Regions from separate parts of the Homo sapiens genome. Here region 1 is linked to region 2. The links are chromatin loops, found by intact Hi-C in ENCODE. Cell type or tissue: gastrocnemius medialis. All regions are shown on one strand. Each heading gives the region's core, and the rest is flanking DNA. Links, peaks and the distances in the headings are about the cores only.

Region 1 (11,012 bases), core at 1,144-9,143, 100 kb after region 2:
ATGTGCTATCAATATCTCACCTGGAAGATATATTCAAATCATTGCTCAGCCTTGCAAAGACCGAGCCATGATGGGATGCTCCTGAACAGGATGGCCCAGTTCATCTCACGATTCAAATCATGCAAATGTGATGAGTCCTCAGCACTGGGAGAGAACCAGAGGGAGAAAGGGAACATGGAGTAAACGTCAGCACCTTTCCCACCTGGATTCTCTCTTTAGTGTGGCCTAGCCCCTCTCAGCACCCCCATCTCTGGAAAACGGTGTCTCCTTCTATGCCCAGGTCTGGAGAATTGAGAACCTGGAGCTGGTCCCTGTGGAGTATCAATGGTATGGCTTCTTTTATGGGGGAGACTGTTATCTGGTCCTCTACACATACGAGGTAAATGGGAAGCCACATCACATCTTGTACATCTGGCAGGTAGGCCTGGCACAGGCTTCAGCTTTGGATCCTGATGTGTCCTCTGGCCACTGGGCTGGGGCGGGGAGCATGGGTCCTTCATGGCCTCTCACCATTGCAGGGCCGCCACGCCTCACAGGATGAGCTGGCAGCCTCAGCATACCAGGCAGTGGAGGTGGATCGGCAGTTTGATGGGGCTGCTGTGCAGGTTCGAGTCAGGATGGGAACGGAGCCACGCCACTTCATGGCCATCTTCAAAGGGAAGCTAGTTATCTTTGAGGTGAGGATGCTCTGATAAAATTACACCATGAGCTGGAACGTTCCAAACTAACAAACCAGCACAGGACTATTGGAGAGCAGAGGAGGGGTGGGGTAGGGAGTCAGGCTTGGATTAGACAGAGGAAGAAGGGGGTTAATCCCTCTAAGACAGTCAAGTGAATCCCAACTGCCTAGGGCTTCAAGTCTGAACCACTATCTAAATTATGTTCAAGGTCTTTCATAACCTGACCCATATTACCTATGCAGGTGCACCACCCTCAGCTCCCTAACCTGCACCCTCCACTCCAGTCAGGTGGGTCTCTTCATTAGACCTCACGTGTACCATACCATACCCCTCCTGCTTCAGATGTGCTCTTTCAAATTCAAGTCCCACTTCTTCCATGAAGCCCTGGCTGAAGCACTACCAAGCAATGCGTAATGGCACATGCTTGATATCACACAAGTCTGGGGTCAAGTCCTAGCCTTGTCATTTACTAGTCAAGTTTCCAAGTCTCAGTTTCCTCATCTGTACTATGGAATAATAACATCTACTTCATAAGAGTTATAATGAGGATCAATGAAATGATGTAGGTAAGCACCAGTCACAGAGCCTGGAATATGATAAAGTTCTCAGGATGAAAGTTGTTGTTATCGGTGACATAACTCCAGCTTACCCTGACCCTTTCCAGTGAGTCTAGAAGCTCCTCAAGGGCAAACATAATACTATAACATTCACGTTTCCCACAACAGCTCCTCTAGCACTCTGCTCACATGGTGCTCCTTAGATCTGGACTCTGCTTTTCTTCTCTCTAGGGTGGGACTTCCAGGAAGGGAAATGCCGAGCCTGACCCTCCAGTAAGACTCTTCCAAATTCATGGAAATGACAAATCTAACACCAAAGCAGTGGAAGTTCCAGCCTTTGCCTCCTCCCTAAACTCCAATGATGTCTTTCTGCTGCGAACTCAGGCAGAGCACTACCTGTGGTATGGCAAGGTAGGATGGCTGGGCCCCGGGTCAGACCAGCCCCTCGGAGCCCAGACCTGCACTCCCCTCCTCCTGTCAGCAAGGTCAAAGGACCTAGAGTAGGCTGGAGTGCTTGCTTTGGCAGCACATATACTAAAACTGGAATGATACAGAGAAGATTAGCATGGTCCCTGTGCAAGGATGGCATGCAAATTCATGAAGCGTTTGATATTAAAAAAAAAAAAAAAAAAAAAAAGCTGGGCACGGTGGCTCATCCCTGTAATCCTAGCACTTTGGGAGGCTGAGGCAGGCAAATCACGAGGTCAGGAGTTCGAGACCAGCCTGGCCAACATGGTGAAACCCCATCTCTACTAAAAATACAAAAATTAGCTGGGCATGGTGGCACACGCCCATAGTCCCAGCTACTCAGGAGGCTGAGGCAGAAGAATCTCTTGAACCAGGGGGCGGAGGTTGCAGTGAGCCGAGATTGTACCACTGTACTCCAGCCTGGGCGACAGAGTGAGACTCCGTCTCAAAAAAAAAAAAAAAAAAAAAAGCCAGGCACAGTGGCTCACACTTGTAATCCCAGCACTTTGGGAGGCCGAGGCAGGAGGATCACAAGGTCAGGAGAACGAGACCATCCTGGCTAACACAGTGAAACCCCGTCTCTACTAAAAATACAAAAAAAATTAGCCGGGTGTGGCAGCATGCGCCTGTAGTCCCAGCTACTCGGGAGGCTGAGGCAGGAGAATCGCTTGAACCCAGTAGACGGAGGTTGCGGTGAGCCGAGATCGCGCCATGGCACTCCAGCCTGGGCAACAAGAGTGAAACTCCATCTCAAAAAAAAAAAAAACTCACTGAAAGCCCTGCTTACACCTAGCAGAAATCTCATAAACTTCTATGCAGATGGAGGCTGGATAAGTCAATCTTCCCATGTGAATTTGGTGGACTCTAACAGACAGGCACTAATACAGAACAAAAACACAAAATATGATGTCAATTCATATTGCAATAGTGGATTAAAATGCACTAAGGCCGGGCGCGGTGGCTCACGCCTGTAATCCCAGCACTTTGGGAGGCTGAGGCAGGCAGATCACCTGAGGTCAGGAGTTTGAGACCAGCCCGGCCAGCATGGTGAAACCCCGCCTCTACTAAAAATACAAAAAATTAGCTGGGCATGGTGGTGCACGCCTGTAGTCCCAGCTACTCCGGAGGCTGAGGCAGGAGAATTGCTTGAACCTGGCAGGTGGAGGTTGCAGTGAGCCGAGATTGCGCCACTGTACTCCAGCCTGGCTAACAGAGCAAGATTCCCTCTCAAAATAAAATAAAATGCACTAAAATTATTTTACAAAAAAGAACAGGAAAAGATGCTTAACATCATTAGTCACTAGGGAGATGCAAATCAAAATCAATGAGATAACCACTACACATCTATTAGAATGGTTAAAAAAATTGACAACATAAAATATGAGCAAGGATGCAGAGCAACAGGAATTTTCATGCATTGTTGGCAGGATTGCAAATGGTACAGCTTCTGGAAAACATTTCGACAGTTTCAGTTTTTTTTTTGTTTTTTTTTTTGAGACAGAGTCTCATTCTGTCGCCCAGGCTGGAGTGCAGTGGCGCGATCTTGGCTCACTGCAACCTCTGCCTCCTGGGTTCAAGTGATTCTCCTGCCTCAGCCTCCCAAGTAGCTGGGATTACAGGCGTGTGCCACCACACCCAGCTAATTGTATTTTCAGTAGAGACGAGGTTTCGCCATGTTGCCCAGGCTGCTCTCGAACTCCTGACCTCAGGTGATCCACCTGCCTCAGCCTCCCAAAGTGCTGGGATTACAGTAGGGAGCCACCACGCCCAGCTGACAGTTTCTTACAAAGTTAAACATACACTTACCGTATGATCCAGCAATCCTACTCCTGGGTATTTACTCAAGTAAAACAAAAAACTATCTTCACAGAAAAACCTGTGCACAAATGTTTATAGCACCTTTATTCATAATCAGAAACAACCCCACTGGAAAATGGATAAACAAACAGTAGTACATCCACATGATGGAATACTTCTCAGCAATAAAAAGGGATGAGCAGCGCGCTGGTAAACCCAACAGAGATCTCATATGCATTCTGCTAAGAGAAAGAAGCCAGACTGAAAGGCTAAATATTGTATGACTCCACTTACAGCATTCTGGAAAAGGCAAAACTATAGTGATGGAGAATAGATTCATGGTTACCAGAGGTTAAGGATTCAGGGAGGCTTTGACTCCAAAGGGGTCGCACCCCAGATAATTTTGGGACGGACTGAGGAAGAAACTGTTCTGTGCCTTTATTGTGGTGGTAGTAACATGATTCTGCTTGTGAAAATTCTTAGAATTGTATGTCAAAAGAGTATATTTTATTGTATGTACTTTTAAAAATAAATTTAAATTTTTTCTCTAAAATAAAAATCAAAAGTAGGTGCCTAAATTCAAACTGAAGCTGAAACAAAGGTGACTTTTGCCAACACCCACTGTGGGTTTCAAAGCCTAGTCCTGTTCTTTGCCCCACACTGTTTTCCTCCCCACTCCCCAGCACTAGAACAAACTTGTCTGTCTTCCCAGGCTGAGGGACTGTGGTTTGGTAGCTGATCCTGGCACACTGAGTTATTAGTCTCAGATGCTTTTCTTTCCACATCGAAGTGCCCCTGTGCAACTAACATCTGTGCTCTCCTCGCCCCACTCTCAGGGGTCTAGTGGGGATGAGCGGGCAATGGCTAAGGAGCTGGCCAGCCTTCTCTGTGATGGCAGCGAGAACACTGTGGCCGAGGGCCAGGAGCCAGCCGAGTTCTGGGACCTACTGGGAGGGAAAACTCCCTATGCCAATGATAAAAGGTATGGGAACACAGCCTCCCCCTCTTCTGGGCTCCCCCTGCCTGCCAGGCTTGTGAATTGCACAAAGGCTAAAACCTCAGTTTTAAAAACATTTCTAAGCAGCTTGATGCCCTTAAATGGACTATATTGCAGACTTCAGCAGGAAATCCTAGATGTCCAGTCTCGTCTCTTTGAATGTTCCAATAAGACCGGCCAATTCGTTGTCACTGAGATCACAGACTTCACCCAGGATGACCTGAACCCTACTGACGTGATGCTCCTAGATACCTGGGACCAGGTAAGACACAGCTGCAGAAGTCAGAACATGAGAAAGACTCCCACAGTAAGGGTTGTTTTTGTGTAGTATCCCCACCCTAGAATAAACCCAGGGTAGCCCTGGACCATCCCCAGCTCAATCAAACCTTTGTCAGCAGTGACCAAAAGAAAGCCCGGGTTTTTTTTCCAGGGGTGATGTTTGAGAATGATGTTTGAAACTCACCATCCTGGGCATTTTCCCACCTTGCTTTGGAAAAATCCAGCCATCCTATCATCATCCTATCATCATTTTAGTCTTAGGATCAATAGCAACGGACTCCACATGCAGAGGATATGGGCCTTTGGGGGAACAAAGGCAGTCAGTAGACTATTGTCATGGTCAAGTAAGAGCTACTGTGGGCCCACATAAGGGCAGTGGAGTAGGGATGGAGGGATGGTGACAGATTTGACAAATGCTTAGGAGGTAAAGTTGGTCAGCCCTGGTGACTCATTGGATATGGGGGGTTTCTAGGAAACTCTCAGGCTTCTGCCTTAGGTGACTAGATAGATACCACCTATCAAAAGTGGAGACTCAGATACAAGTTTAGTAAAGAAGAGCTACATCCTGAAGGTGTTATTTTTAAGGTGCTTAGAGCAGTCAAGAGGAGGTGTTCTGCAAGAAGTTGGATTCAGGAAGCTGAAGTTCAGAGACAGCTCCAATTTGGAAAGGCAGACCTGGAAGATACACATAGCAATTAAAATGATAAACATCAAGCTGATTCTGGGAAAACCTTTCTCTGCTGAACAAATTAGGCTGAGAAAGTTTTCTGAGGCTGTGAATTGCTCACGAAAGAAAGGGGAAAGATAGGGTAATGTGTATGATCTAGTACTTAGTCCTTGGTATGAACACAGTAACATATATTAAATCTCCACCTTAACAGGTGTTCTTGTGGATTGGGGCTGAGGCCAATGCCACGGAGAAGGAGAGTGCCCTTGCCACAGCACAGCAGTACCTGCACACTCACCCCAGCGGCCGAGATCCCGACACACCAATCCTGATCATTAAGCAGGGGTTTGAGCCTCCCATCTTCACAGGCTGGTTCCTAGCCTGGGACCCTAACATTTGGAGTGTAAGAAAAGAGAGTAGGGAAGCTCTAACTTCCTGCCAGGTAGCTCAGAACAGCTCAGTGGGCAGGAAGGTGGAGTACTGATTCACGGCTCAGTGAAACCAGGACCTCATTTCCCTACTCCCATCCCACTCCCTGCCTTTTACTTTTCTCCTCTTTTTCACCTGCCACAGCAGTAAGTCCAGGTGGACAATTCACAGCAGGTGTCAGCAATAAGCAGTGTGAAGTATAAACAGTTTATAAAGTATATCCATACACATCATCTTTTTGATCTTTACAACAATCCTGATAGCCAGTAGAAGTATTGCTCCCTATTTTATTGATAAGGAAGCTAAGAGGATAAGTCATTTGTCTAAAGTCACAGTTAATCAACAGAAAGCCAGGTTTCCTGACTCCTAATCAACTTTTTTTTTTCTTTTTTTGAGACAGAATTTCGCTCTTGTTGTCCAGGCTGGAGTGTAATGGCACAATCTCGGCTCACTGCAACCTCTACCTCCTGGGTTCAAGCAATTCTCCTGCCTCAGCCTCCCAAGTAGCTGGGATTATAGGCATGCACCACCATGCCCAGCTAATTTTTCTATTTTTAGTAGAGATGGGGTTTCACCATGTTAGTCAGGCTAGTCTTGAACCCCTGACCTCAGGTGATCCACCCGCCTCAGCCTCCCAAAGTGCTGGGATTACAGGCATGAGCCACTGTGCCTGGCCTTCAACTGCTCTTTCTTAAATCTTATTGGGAGGACTGAGGGGTTACCATCAAAGAATGTGCGTTATGTTTAAGCACCTTTCAAGCCTGCATGGACCCAAAAGGGGGGATTTTCATTTTTACTTATCCTTGAAATGTCTTCTGACTCCCTGGCTCTTTTGCTTTTCCTGAAGACACAGACCAGACCTAAGATGTCCCTCCCCTATAAGAAAGACCTCATCCTGTGTTTTCTCTCTCTTCTTCTCAGGCAGGAAAAACATATGAACAATTAAAAGAAGAGCTGGGAGATGCTGCTGCTATCATGCGAATCACTGCTGTGAGTCGGGTTCGCTCTTGGGAGAAGCCAGCCACATGGGCAACCAGAGCCAGAGAACACACAAATGCTACAGATGCTCACAGGCAAAACTCATGTCCTTAGTATTACCATAGTTGTCTGTTTTGATGTAAAGACTTTTTGTAATCAATAGAAAAGCAGGTCTCAGAGCCAAGTTCCTTATTTTCCTGACTTCCAGATTTTCAAACAGACTTGCTGTGTAAAAACAACAAAAATGGGGCCGGGCGCGGTGGCTCATGCCTGTAATCCCAGCACTTTGGGAGGCCAAGGCGGGTGGATCACCTAAGGTCAGGAGTTTGAGACCAGCCTGACTAATATGGTGAAACCCCGTCTCTACTAAAAATATGAAAATTAGCCGGCCGTGGTGGCATGCGCCTGTAGTCCCAGCTACTCGGGAGGCTGAGACAGGAGAACTGCTTGAACCCAGGAAGCGGAAGTTGCTGTGAGCTGAGATGGCACCACTGCACTCCAGCCTGGGCAACAGAGCGAGAGTCCGTCTCAAAAACACAACAACAAAAAAATGAATATTTGTTTTATTATTCAACTCTGCCGTTTAAGGAGAGATTAAAGTCATTGGCAGTATTTTTCAGAAATAAGCTTCTAACCCAAATGACATTTTTATTCATTTCTGACAGTGAAGTCCACAGAAACTTAGGCCATTTACACCTATTTTAATGGTTAAAAGAAGTGGAGCCTCTAGCCAGGAATCCAGCAGTTCTTTAACCTCAGGAGGAGTGCATGGCACCAGGTGTTCAAACCATCTGGCAATTCTGTCCTTTGTGCTCTACAAACTCAGATTCCAAAGCTAATGTTGATGTAGTATCTTTAAATTGTATTTAAGTAGGACTACAACCTAAAGTCATTTAAAGGCTGGAAATGCAGGGCTAAATAAAAGTACCAAGAGAAGGTATGTGATCCCAATATTCAAATGAGATCCAGACACAAGATGTATGCCAAACTAGCTATACAGGACTTGCCTTGGACTTACTGAATCAGCTTTCCCAAGAACAACCCCAAAATCTGAATATTTTCTATTCCCAGATGATTCTGACATGCAGCCAGGTTTGGGGAGCATTGTTATCAAAGATGATTACAGAGGGTGAAGTGGCATAAGTCAAAATGTTAAATATTATACACATTCAGAACTGTAACCACACAGACACTGAGGAGTCTTTTCCCTGTGCCTACATTCTTATCTTACCTAGGACATGAAGAATGCAACCCTCTCCCTGAATTCTAATGACAGTGAGCCAAAATATTACCCTATAGCAGTTCTGTTGAAAAACCAGAATCAGGAGCTGCCTGAGGATGTAAACCCTGCCAAAAAGGAGGTGAGTGGCTGAAGGAACTGTGTCTGTTGGAAGTGGAGCTCTCCGTGAGTAAAAAACTCAGCTCAGCAAATGGCCTAGGACAGCTCCGGCACATTGTAGCCGCTCAATGGACATCTGAGCTACCTAGGAACTCAAACCAAAAAAAACCAGGGTTCTTTCTTGATTCTTTTCTCTCCACCTACATCAGTCTATCAGCTAGCTTCTGTTCACTCCTCTTCCATTTCTCTGCTACTAGTCTAGTCCAGCTATCATGGACTACTTACTACAATCCAACTGGTTTCCACCTGTTCCTACAATCCGTTCCCCACACAACAGCCAAAGAGATCTTTAAAATATATGGCACGGCCCTGTTTAAAACACCTGGAATAGCTTCCCACTACATTTAAAAAAAGAATGTGAAGGCCTATACAATCTGGCCCCTGCCTAGCTCTCTGATTTCATTTCATATACCAATACCCTCATCACTCACCACCCTTCAGCCAGTACAGCGGCTGCTTTGCTGTTCCTTAAAACATGCTTATTCCAGCCTTTGAGCCTTTACACTTGCTAGTGTTCGTGCCTGAAAAAACATCCTTCTCCCAAATCATCACAGCACCAGCACCTTCTCATCATGTAGGTCTCAGCTCTAATATCACCTCCCCAGGGAGGCATTTCCTGACCACCCTAATACTGCTTCCCATACCTGCTCCAGTCCCTTTATACTTGTTCATTGCCTATTTCCCCCTCTAGTAATATCCTTAAAAGGAAGGACCTTTGTTTGTCTTGCTCACCATCATATTCTCAGCTTCTCTGCACCTACAACAGTGCCTAGCAGATAGCAAGTATTCTTAAGTTTTGCGTGAATGAATTAACATATTTGAGTTAAAAGAATAAATTTCTTGGCCGGGCACGGTGGCTCATACCTGTAATCCCAGCACTTTGGGAGGGTGAGGTGGGTGGATCACGAGGTCAGGAGTTCGAGACTGGCCTGGCCAATATGGTGAAACCCCGTCTGTACTAAAAATACAAAAATTAGCCAGGCGTGGTGGTGGGTGCCTGTAGTCCCAGCTACTTGGGAGGCTGAGGGAGGAGAACTGCTTGAACCCGGGAGGCAGAGGTTGCAGTGAGCCGAGATTGTGCCACTGTACTCCAGCCTGGGCCACAAAGCAAGAATCTGTCTCAAAAAAAAAAAAAAGAAAAGAAAAGAATAAATTTCTTTTCCCCTTGAAGAAGTTGATTTAGGCACAGACTCTGGACTCTGGATTTCCCACAATGTCTTATCTAGTCAACTCAAGTATCTGGACTACAATTTTCTTGAAAGCAAAGCCCATATATTAATAATCTTTACTTGTATATAAATATTCAATAAATCATTAAGTAAATGTGTAGAAGAATTTTATGCTCAATAAGATCCACCCGATCATGCATTTGAAAATTTATGGGTAAAAATGGTAGTTACGGGCAGAAAACAAGGAAAACCATAGCTCAATTTAGTTCTTCATTCTGCCAAAATTTGATGTCTGTAATTCATCCTTAATACATAACCCATTTATTGCCTTCTGGCAAGAAACTGGCGCTTGCTGGCACTGTGAGAGCAGTGAATCCAGTAAGCTTCTGCCACAGGCCAAAATGGGACTCCCTGACCTGAAGAACACCTCTCCAATGAATAATTTAAATCTTTAACAGCCTTTCTGAGAAATTCATTCTACTTCCCTCTTCAAGGATCCACCTAGAACTCCCTCTTGCTCCAACTTCCTCAACTTCTGTTGGCAATGATGTCATGTCTTCCTTCTAACTAGAAACTTTGTTTTCTCTCTTAGAATTACCTCTCTGAACAGGACTTTGTGTCTGTGTTTGGCATCACAAGAGGGCAATTTGCAGCTCTGCCTGGCTGGAAACAGCTCCAAATGAAGAAAGAAAAGGGGCTTTTCTAAAGCAAGAAGGCCTATACCTATTGCAAGGCCACAGAAAAGAGCAGATAGTGCCAATATCAGGAAATAATTTATCCACCAATTTCTGCCTGACATTCAGCTACTTAATTTAGATATAATAGAGTCTGCAAATCACGGCATGTTCTCCATTTTTTCTCATCCTTGCATTCCTTGCTTGTTATATACCTAAAATGTTAACCATATAGTTTTTGGGTTTTGTGGCCCTCTAGCTAAAGCCTCAGCAGAAAGCACTAAAACTGCATAAATCTGGAGAAATCAAAAGAAAGAGAACCAAAAAACAATGCTTAAAATGTTTAATAACTTTATGTTTAATATTATACCAGGACCTACCTTTGTTTTCAATTTTAAGATGATTATTTCTAAAATCTATTTAGCCTGTAAATCATTGAAATCATATATGCACTCCATAGGCAAAATCCAAATACCCAGATCTGTAATGTGTCAAAGCATTTTTCACTTTTCAAATAAAGATACCTATAATGAACAAATGGAGTTATTTTCAGTATTCTGGGTCTGCTTGTTACGGTAATTTTATGTTATACTTGAAGAAATGTTTCAGTACTGGGGAAGTAAAGAGGCAATGTTAAGTGAGCTCTCTGGGTAACTGGACTACTCTAATTTCTGTTTCTGGCACAAGAATGTCAAAATCTGCCTTACAGCTGGCCAGGAAACCTCAGTACCCACCCACCCACACATCATCCAAAAGAGAAATAGGGGCATGTGTTATTAATTTCATTAAATGAGGCCAGAACCAGTGTGTCTACCACTGCAGAGCACCTTCAAAGCATACTACAGACAATCACAAAGAAGAGAACCCACATTTTCCAGACAACTCTAGGTTTGAATCAATAATCCTAAAGAAATCCAT
Region 2 (11,012 bases), core at 1,936-9,935:
GGCGACAAGAGTGAGATTCCATCTCAAAAAAAAAAATTAATTTCTCTTATTTTTACTTTTCTTAACGTGACTACTAGAATTACCTAAGGGGTTCACATTATATTTCTATTGGACAGCACTGCTCTAAACAAATAGGAGATCTATATAACATCAATAATCCCCAAAACAGTTCTTGTCACAAACTTATAGTAAATTTAATTTACTAAAAAATGCTATCTATGATTTCTTTTTCTCTGCATACTCTTCAGGGGAATAAAATCAATACCCCTTCTTAGTAATTTTTACATTTTAATTTTTCAGAGTGATTTTCTCAAATCAGTAGATATCAGTAGCTATCTCATAAAGACTGACTGTTCTACTCAACAATGTGGCCTCATTCCAAGGAGTCCATCAGGAAAAGATCAGGCTGAGATGGTTGCCTTTCAGCTTCAGTGTCTAGAAATTCATTTTATTAAAATTGAATCTGTTCAGTGCAACCCAGCTAAGTGTTCTCCTGAGTACTATGAGAGTCTTTGGTGGGAGATAACAATGCTATCCCTAGGAAGCCTCATTTTACCCGCTTGTCTCTTCTGAACATACCTTTTGCCTTTTTATCATCTGCAAATGTTTTCACCCTGGGTCCATGAGGTGTGCTCTGGTGAATTCATGAATCTCTCAAAGCTGTATTCAAAGTTTTGTGCGGATGTGAATTTTTCTAGATAGAAGATCGCTGGCTTTCGCCAGGTTCTCAAAGGGGCCTATGACCCTCAAAAAGTGAAGGACCATGAATATAAGGAATTAAGTCGTGTTCCACCTTTTGTATTCGTTTTCTATTGCTGCAGAAAGTACCACAAATTTAGCAACTTGAAACAAATGTGTTATCTTACAGTTCTATAGGTCAGAAGTCTGACGTGGTCTCATGGTCTCATCAGGCTAAATTTAAGGTGTCAGCAGGGTGGCTTTTCCTTCCTGAGGTTCTAAGGGAGAGTCCATTTCCCTGCTCCTTCGGGTTTCAGGCAGAATTCACCTCCTCATGGTTGTAAGACTGAGGTCCCATGTCCTTGCTCACTGTCGTTGGCTGCCCCTAGCTTCTCGAGGCTGCCACGTTCGTGGCCCCTGGCCCCTTCCTCCATCTTCAAAGCCAGACTTTAAGTATTTCCCACACTTCGAGTCTCTCCTGCCTCTTCTTCTGTCTCACCTCGCTAACTCATTCTTCTGCCTTTCTCTCCACTTTTAAAGGCTCTTATGATTCACATTACGCCCATCTGGATAATCTAGGATAATCTTCCTATTTTCAGTTCATGATCTTAATTCCCTCTGCAAAGTCTCTTTTTTTTTTTTTTTTTTTTTGAGACTGAGTCTCCCTCTGTCACCCAGGCTGGTGTGCAGTGGTATGATCTCAGTTCACTGCAACCTCTGCCTCCCAGGTTCAAGCGATTCTCCTGCTTCAACTTCCTGAGTAGCTGAGAATAGAGATGTGCACCATCAAGCCGGGCTAATTTTTGTATTTTTTATAGAGACGGGGTTTCACCATGTTGGCCAGGCTTATCTCAAACTCTTGGCCTCAAGTGATCCACCTGCCTCAGCCTCCCAAAGTGCTGGGATTACAGGAGTGAGCCACTATGCCTAGCCCACAAAATTTCTTTTACCATGTGATTTAACATTTTCACAGATTCCAGGGATTAGGGCTTGGACATCTTTGGGGGGCCACTATTCTGCCTATCACACCTTTCTACCCATGTTTGTGCCATTTGCTCTGTTCCAAGCACAGAGTGGGTGAGGCCGATCACTAGCCCCCATAATGGGAATCCCTCAGCAAACATCATGAGGCAATGTTTGTCCTCAAAAGCTTCCTAAGTCTTCTTTTAATTACTAATTATTGAACTATCACCCAAGCCCCTCACCTAAAGATTCAATGAACTTGGGCCCCAGTCGCACCCACTCCTCCTGCCCCTCAGGCCAGGCTGTGACCACCATCTCTCCACCTTTCCTCCCAGTTAAAAATAAAGTTCCTCAGTGATGGCCTGGGAGGGATCCAAAGAACAATTTACTCTAAATTGCTAGTGACTGTTCAGCAGTAACCCTTCCATAATAATCTTAGTGCAAAAAAAAAAAAAATTTGCAAAATGTATTAAACTGCAAAAGGAATTTGTTACTAAATTTCCGTGAATTGCAATTAAAGTGTGTCCAATACTAATTAAATACTTCTACTTAACCTCCATCCTCCTCTTTTTTTCTTCTTAGCAGCAGCAATTGACCCCACTTACTTCATTTTATCTTGGGGACTATCGTTCATCCCTTTCCCTCCTAGGATACTCACCTTCTGTGCCAGACCCACAGCCCCTGGCTCCACACACGGGTCTCCAGGAGAGCACTGCGGAGCTGCCTGTGATGAAGCTCACAGACAAACAAGGAAGGAGGTTGCATTACAGGGAGACGGCCCAGGCTTCTTGGCCTAGACATTCTTTAACTGTCTTCTTTATAAAGGAAATTGTTATAGACTTCCTAGCTAATTCCTCAAAGTATCCTAATTTTTTAGAGAAATGGTCAAATGTAAAAAGATATTGAGAATACTTATATTCACCAGTATAGACGATCTTTCTCTCTCTCTCTGTCTCTCTCACACACACACACACACATACATGCACACACATGCAACTATTTCTGCTATGCGTGGTTGCAATAAAAAGAAAAAAATTTGTTGCTGATAGACCGTTTCATTTTTAAAACTCAAAGTTTCAGGTGTGCCCATCATTAAGCCAACACCTCCTTGGCACCACAGACAAGGAAGGCAGGCCTCTTCAGCACAATATTTGCTCACCTACTGGCGCTTGCCACAGTGGAAAGAGGGACATCACATTGTCATGCGGCTGTTTTGATGTGGGACCATTTTTCAATAAGGTCTGAAAACCGACATCAGTTCTTTTCTCCCTCTCTCCCCAGCCCTTTCATTGTTCATCATCAGGTGGTGTGTGCAATGCACATCCTCCCCTCAACCCTTCTCTCCCATTTCTGATCTCTGCCACATTCCTCAGTCACCTCCAAGTGTGGACTCACAGTGAAGCTAATGAAACTTCAGCTTCACGGCCCCTCACTTTCAAGGCCCCTAGGAGTGTTGAAAGTTGCTGGGAGCTGTGAAGGGGTCTAGGTGGAGAGGGGAAGCCAGGCTGCAATCACAAAGCATTTCTGCATGAGCAATTTTGGTAAATTGCCTAAAAGGGTATTAGGAAAAAGGATTCTGGTTCCCCAAAGCATCAATAATTTGTTTGTGATTTATTGTCTCATCCTAAATAAGTACCTAAATAGGTACTTTTGTACCTAATTTAGCATGTTTTTTATTAAAGCACCCTCCTGCCAAATTGTAAAAGCTTCAGCCCCACGAAGCCTGGATCAGCCCTGCCTCACCTCATCACAGTTCCCCACAGCATCCACAGGCCTCAGCCCACTCATACGTCATTCCTAGCCCCATCCCCATCCAGCCTACCTCAGCCGCGGGAGCCACAAGGGTGAGAAGTCAGTTGACACACTATATCGCTTATTAGCTCTGTGGCCCTGGGTGAGATATTGAAGCTCACTGAACTTCATATTCCCACCTATAGAAACTGGATAATAACAGTACCCATCTTGAAAGATTAAGGTTCAGAAAGAATGGATGAGAAGTACCCATCGCCGCGCTTGACATGTAGGTGCTAAATTTATATAACCTAAGGCTTTCAATTACTATGGTGGATGCAGATGGGGAACACAGACTACACTCAAACCAGGTAAATTCCATAAATAGTTAAGTACTCAACATTTGCTTGCCACGACTTATATATCATCGTGCCTTAACAGAGGGTTGCTTTAGGTTTGACCCACATATTAACCATCTTCAGACCCAATCCTGGGTGTCTTGCCCTTTGGTAGCCCCAGAATCTACCTCTTAGTCCTTTTCTGCAGTTCTGCAGGTACCCAAGCTCTGCCTCAGACTCTGCCTCCTACCTCCCGATTCCTCCCAGTGCCTCTTCATATTATGTTTCTGCTTCAACCCTTTATTTCTAGTTTAGAAAAACATATTAATTGCTGCTTCTCCCATTTAAATTATTTCCTAAGGATTTCTCGGTAATCGATTTTTTTACTTTTTGAGACAGGCTCTTGCTCTGTTACTCAGGCTGGAGTCTAGTGGAGCAATTATAGTTCACAACAATGTCAACCTCCTGGGCTCAAGCAATCCTCCCACCTCAGCCTCCAGAGTAGCTGGGACTACAGGCACATGCCACCATACCTGGCTAATTTTTTAAATTTTTTGTGGAGACCAGGTCTCCCTATATTGTCCAGGCTGGTCTCAAACTCCTGGCGTCAAGGATCTTCCCACCTTGGCCTCCCAAACTGCTGAGATTACAGGCATGAGCCACTGCACCTGACTCAATTGTTTTTTAATATTCATTGAGTACCTGTATATGTGCTGGACATTTTATTAGGCTCTTGAGAGAAAACAAGGAATGTAATACAAGACCCTTTTACCTGAACAGGGTTAGAGAAAATAAAATGGATTCTAAATTACTACAAAAGTATAGAGAATATGTTAAGTGCTGTAGAAGTTCAGAAAAGTGATTTTTTAAAATGGTTTGGGCTAAAAGAATCAGGGAAGGTTGAAAGAAGGACTATTTGATCTTGACCTTAAAGGATGGAAGGAATTCGGGTGATGACACAGAGGTAGGGGAAGTGAGCTCCAGTGTGCCTGAGGCTCTGGCTTGGGGGAAGTGAGTGGAGGAATTCCGAGCTCAAGCAGGAAGAAAAAGTTGGGATCAGATTTTAGGGGCTCTGAATGCAAGGCTTGAGAGCTACTCTGCAGGCAGTGGGGAGCCCTGAGAGAAGGAGACTAAGAAAGTGAGAATGAACAATTGTGACGGGGAAAAGTGATCAGAACTACATGTGAGCCAAGCCAGTGAGATCACAGTGGGAGAGGGGTTGCAAGGGAGAGGCCCGGAGGCAGGGAGCCCACTCCAACTCTAACTGTGACCAGCCTCCATCTACGGAACAGAAACCTGGGGCAGAGAGGGGTGCTGTTACAAGAAAAACCTTTTACTAAATATGAAGACAAGCATTGAACAAATAAATAAGCAAACACATGGTGCAGAAAACACAAGAGCAATTCCATCTGGCCAAGGCTTCTGATCCTGTTAGGTGGACTCTCGCCCAGTGTTGGCTGACCCTTTAAGGACACCTCCCCAGGCCAGTTTCCCCTTCGGTTCTCCTCCTCTCCTAGCTCCTCTTCTGCCCCTCCCCACCCATCCTTTGGTCACCAGAGTTCATCCTCCACTTTCCCCACTGGTCACACACTCCACACACTCTCCAGGTTTCCTTCATTCAGTTTTGTGATCCTAAACCCAGACCCATGTATTCAGATACCCTCTAGACATCGACCTGGAGGTGCCACAAACACCACCACTATGTTCTTTACCTTCCTGTCAAAATCTGCTCCACGCAGACCCCATGCCAAAACTCTGGGTGGCAGCCATCCTAGACCCTTCTCTCTCTTTCATTGCCTCTACCGATTCTGTATTCCCAACAGTACTCAAATCCATGCTTTCCTCAATGTTCCCATTTCTCCGCCTTAGGATTTCATCATCACTCACTGGGTTATTTCAGTAGCCTACTAATTAGTTATCGGCCTCCTTCTCGCTGCTGCCAAAATTGTTTTTAAAATATAAATATGATCATGTCACTCCTCTGCTTAAATCCTTCAAAGGCCCTCCACCCACACCCTCCCTCACCTCTTCTAGCATGACGTTCAAATTCCTTAGTGTTATGACCTGCACCCCACCCCCCATAACCTCTTCATCCTCCTCTCTCACCATTCCCACCATCATCATTCATAGATGCATTCATTCGGCAAGGATTTATGCAGCATCTGCTACCTACCTCATACCATATGCTACAGCCGAATGCAATGTCCCACCTGCCTGCGTGTGCTTCTCAACTGCCTGGGCCTCCCTCTCTGATCCCCACCCTTACCCACCTACCTGGAAAACTCCTCATTCTCTGAGACACAAGTCAGGTGCTAGCTCCTCTCTTTTAAGCCTTCACTTACCTCAGGTAGAGGGGGCCATTCTGACATCTGTCCTCACAGTATCGCATGCTCTCCCAATGTTATTGCACCTACCACATTACATGGCATTTACTCGCTTTATTGTATGACTTTTCTGCTACACCTTTAACTCTTTGAGGACAGGGCTTATTCATATCTAATTCATCCTTAAGTCCCTAACAGCACGTAGTACAGAGGCACATAGTAAAAACTCAATAAAATTTTATTGACTCATTTCTAAGATCCTTTCCAGCTCTAAAATTCTATGATTCAAAAACAGGATAAAGATATTTTTAATTGAGAATATGTCATAAAACTCCACCCCGCTCCACCCAAAATTATGAATTGGGATTGTCATATTTGGGGTTTTTGTCAATCTCCTGTGGGCAGCAGGCAGTAACTGCAGATACCATGCCAGCGTCGGTGCTGTCCTGGCTCCTCCCGGAGCCCCATCTGCTTTAGGGCATTAAGTAAACGTTGACTTTAACTGCCTTCCTTCCTGATCTGTATCTTTTCTGTAATCCTGAACAACGCAGGGCAAGGATTCCTACCTAGGGCGTCATACCACCTCTTGCCACGAGAGGACAGCAGGGAGCCCTGGCCTGTGTTAAAACCTTTCTGGCCACCAGATGGTTCCCAACACCACTTTGATGGAGGCCAGGACTTAATTTAAATCACGTGCACTCGACAATCGTTTTCCTTTATTCCCGCTCCCTGAAAAGTGAACTCTCTCCCACAGGTGAACACACAAATACCTGCCAATTGTCTAGAGTTTTTATGTTACTTTGCTTAGGAAGAGGAAATGTAGGAAGAGAGAGGAGCAACACTGAGAGCTTTTAAACATTGGCTAGAAAGAGAGGCTTTCTTTAGATTTTTTTTTTTTTTCGTGACAGGGTCTCTGTCACCCAGGCTGGAGTGCAGGCGTTAGCCACCGCACCTGGCCGCTAGTGGTGTTTTTATTAAGAAAATAACAAATAGACATACCTAAAAGCAAAACAAACAAAACCCCTTCAAAAAGTCCTGGACAGGCCGGGCGCGGTGGCTCACGCCTGTAATCTCAACACTTTGGAAGGCCAAGGCGGGTGGATCACTTGAGGTCAGGAGTTCCAAACCAGCCTGGTCAACATGGTGAAACCCCATCTCTACTAAAAATACAAAACAAATTAGCTGGGCGTGGTGGTGGGCGCCTGTAATCCCAGCTACTCAGGAGGCTGAGGCAGGAGAATCGCTTGAACCGGGGAGGCGGAGTTTGCAGTGAGCCAAGATGGTGCCACTGCACTCCAGCCTGGGCGACAAAGCAAGACTTCATCTTAAAAAAAAAAAAAAAAAAAAAAGTCCTGGGCAGAGAGGGTGAATCCCTTCATCATCAAATTATATTCCTGAAAGCCCAGCATTCTCACCGTGGCTCAAACAACCAAAATGAGAGGAGATGTGTTTGTGAACTAAAGAAAATCCGTGTAGGGGACAGTTTTGCTGTGCCTAGAAAAGTGTGTAGGCCAGGTGCTGTCACCCAAGCCCTTGTGGACTGGCAGGTGCGAAAAGAGGAGGCGAGATGAGGAAGCAAATCCTTCAAACCTGCTTCAAGGAAGATGCTTTGCCTTGATGGGCAGCAAATTCAAGAGAGGAGCTTTTCATGTTAGTTCTGGATAGACCTCTGGAATTTATATTCCCCTTAAATGCTTTTGGGCCCTCCCATTAAATATGGGTGGTCATCTTTTACCCCAAGGAAGAAATTTCCGTGAAAAACCAGGATGCACATCCAGATTGCATGAAAAGACTGCACTCGGGGTATCTGGTGTTTGCAATCAGCAAGAAAAACTATCCAGGGAGCCTCATGGCTATTTTTATTTTGTAGACCCCAGAAGAAAAAAAGTGCACACCCTGCTTTTCTTCTTTGTATACTGGTGCTTTCTCCTCAGTTAAAAGAAAACTGTTTATATCAAAGCTGATTATAGGAAGATTTTTGGGGGTTTTTTTGGCCATGTCATGAGGTGTTTTTTATTTTCAGTAATCGTGCAAATAATGTTCTTTAATGAAAATTATTTGTATGATTAATACAAAATTATTTGTATTAATTTTCATTACAGAAAATTATTTGTATTATTTTCATTATAGAAAATTATTTGTATGATTTTCCATTATAGAAAATTATTGTATGATTATTGAAAATAAAACACACCTCATGGCATGGCAAAAAAAAAAAAACCCTGCTATAATCAGCTTCTTCCACATGGCAGCTGGAGTCTGGAAGATGATGGGGTCGGGAATCCTCCAGGCTCTTAGGAAGTCTCACACCGCTTCTCCTGCTCAGCAGTCTCTTGGGTTGGTTGGCAGGGTGTTCTGCATCCCCATTTTCCTTAGCTTGGCCTTATGAAAGCTAGCGATTTCCTCCATGCCCAGTTCGTCTGCCATTTTCTTAAAACAATCCGAGGCGTCCTGCTCTGAGCCCAAGCTCCTGATGCTCCCGCTGGCATCACTGCAGCAAAAGACCTGTAGGAGGTATTTTTAACTCCAAAATAAATGTTAGTACCCAATCACCCACAGAATGTGTGTGACCTTCCCTGACCTGCCCACTAAAGTCAATCCCATATTATTCTCTGTCGCAGCACGTGTGTATGTCCCTCACAGCACTTACAACAGCTGTTTTTTGTTTGTTTACTTGTTTATTGATTATCCCTCTCACTAGACTGTAGGCTCTGTGAGGGCAGGCCCTAGGTCTGTTCACCACTCTTTCAGCTCTTAACAAAATGGCACAGAATGTGAATGTGGTAAGCAGTTGTTGGATGAGTAAATGAGTGAAGAGAAAGCTTAATGTCATCCAAATTGTACTGAATGCAAGACAGGGAAAAATGGAATCTTGGCTGGTTTCTCCATTGAACATTCTTTCAGGCATGAACAGGACTATTAAGTCTATTGCTCTTTTTCAATAGAGCCCAATTATAATTACTGTTAATTTACCTGTGTTCTCCAAGAGGGACTATTTAAGCCAATTATTGACATTAAAACATAGAAATATGAAATTTCACTGTTGAGATGGCAATCTATTTAAAATATGTTCTAATTTGACTCTTTTGTTATGAGGCTTTCCTGACAAATCTCCTTATAAAAGCCAAGCCTTCCCCTAATTGAGACTAATCATGGTAGAACCATTAGTATGCTGCAGACAACAGGGCTGAAGAGCGAGCTAGTCCCAGAGTTGAATCCAAGCTTGGCCACTGACAGCCCTGTGACCTGGAGCAAGTCAGCTTTCTTGAGCCTCCATCAGGGCTGCATGCCTGGTACAGGCCAGACCCTCAGAACTATTCCATTCCACCACTCTCACCACCAGCCAAGGGCAGCCAAGCTACACAAGGCACTTCAGAATTCCTCACCAGGGCATTAGTAACGTTTCACTTAAGAAATGAGAATGCAGGCCACATTCCTATTGCTCCAACTCAAACTTTCTCTCCCGTCTCTGTTTGTTTTACCCTTTAATAGAAGATGGGCTTCCACAGTGTACACACTCCCTACCCTATTGCTCCTACTTACACAGAACTACATTGCTCCTCCTGCCACTTCCACAAAGCCTCCAATTGCAGCTTTTTACATTCTTGTGCAACACAGCTAGTGTTCAAGGGCTAAAGAGGGCAAATGTGGTACAGAGGCTCAGGTTTTTCTAGTTCCATCATCAATGGCTTGCAGTGAGGAGATACACATGCAGCATGTAGCCACACACACAGCAGAAACAGGGTATATTTCTTTACTATTCAGAAAGCCTTCACAAATCAATTAGGAAAAAGCAAACTACTCAATAGAAAAATGAAGAAAACAGAAAAAGAAATGTAAAAGGCCAGTAGCCTGTGAAAATATGCTCAAGCTTACCCATAATTAAGACAGATCAAAACAGTGAGACACCATTTTCACCTATCAGATTAACAAAAATTAAAATCATTCAGGCCCAGTGTTGGCAGCAGTGTGGAAAACCAGGCACTCTTATACACTATTGACAGAAGTACAAGCTGAGCAATTAACAATATAAAAAATTTAAATACAAAACTCAACTATATTACATCAACTTCTGTTCATCAAAAGTCCACTCGTTTTAAAAGTGAAAAGATAGCCAAGCATGGTGGTGTATGCCTGTATTCCCAGCTCAAGGCAGGAGGATCACCTGAGCCCAAGAGTTCGAGGCTGCACTGAGCTGTGATCGCACCATTGTGCTACAGCCTGGGCAGCAGACTGAGACCCCGTCTCAAGAAAAAAAAAAGTGAAAAGAATCAACAGATGGGAAAGATATTTGCAAAACATTTAACTGATAACAGACTAGTAAGCATAATATTTAATGGAATTCTATAATCAATATGGAAAGGACAAGCACTCCAAAAGAAGAAAATGGGCAAAGGTAATTATCATAAGAAGAGATACGTATAGCAAAAAAATAAAATATGTGAAAAGATGCCTAACCTCACTAGTAATCAGAGAAATGTAAACCACAACAAGAAAGCATTTCACACCAATCAATTCCACAAAAATTAAAAGTTTGACAACAGCAAGTGATGGTGAGGAGGTGGAGTAACTGACTGTGGATAAGAGTGTAAATTACAATAACCACTTTGGAAAGACTTTTTTTTTTTTTCCTTTTTTTTTTTTCTTTTTTTGAGAGAGTCTCACTCTGTCACCCAGGCTGGAGGGCAGTGGTGCAGTCTCGGCTCACTGCACCTCCATCTCCTGGGTTCAAGCAATTCTCCTGCTTCAGCCTCTGGAGTAGCTGGTAGCTGGGATTACGGGCTCACACTGCCACATCCAGCTCATTTTTTTTTTTTTTTTTTTTTTTTGAGATGGAGTCTCGCTCTGTCGCCCAGGCCAGAGTGCAGTGGCATGATCTCGGCTCACTGCGAGCTCTGCCTCCCGGGTTCTTGCCATTCTCCTGCCTCAGCCTCCCGAGTAGCTGGGAGTACAGGCACCCGCCACCACGCCCGGCTAA

Evidence for each region. A loop is a pair of places that touch in the nucleus more often than their neighbours do. Peaks named below come from ENCODE experiments on the same cell type or tissue, not always from the same donor. Only the 100,000 strongest peaks of a DNase experiment are listed, where the experiment ranks them.
Region 1: it touches region 2 in a loop (7-fold over the local background); 64 of 110 quality-filtered maps call a loop at or near these places.

Annotation. Positions count from the first base shown.
Region 1 is chr12:57,796,996-57,808,007 of GRCh38, reverse strand. AVIL (advillin) reads left to right here. Exons shown (of 20, transcript NM_006576.4): 12 at 281-418; 13 at 519-677; 14 at 1,469-1,648; 15 at 4,339-4,484; 16 at 4,617-4,761; 17 at 5,660-5,848; 18 at 6,796-6,864; 19 at 8,088-8,213; 20 at 10,013-10,628. The coding sequence ends at 10,126. It overlaps TSFM (Ts translation elongation factor, mitochondrial), which reads right to left. Exons shown (of 6, transcript NM_005726.6): 6 at 10,421-11,012. It also overlaps the pseudogene RNU6-1083P. Among named protein-coding and RNA genes, the nearest start is that of AVIL, 16 kb to the left of the region's middle. In gastrocnemius medialis, for the core only: a CTCF peak has its summit at 4,528; no DNase peak of the experiment used is centred there; H3K27ac peaks cover 390 bases.
Region 2 is chr12:57,901,154-57,912,165 of GRCh38, reverse strand. No RefSeq gene overlaps it. Among named protein-coding and RNA genes, the nearest start is that of GIHCG, 30 kb to the left of the region's middle. RefSeq lists an enhancer at 6,506-6,800. In gastrocnemius medialis, for the core only: a CTCF peak has its summit at 6,633 (motif pointing right); a DNase peak (open chromatin) is centred at 6,655; H3K4me3 peaks cover 382 bases; H3K27ac peaks cover 392 bases.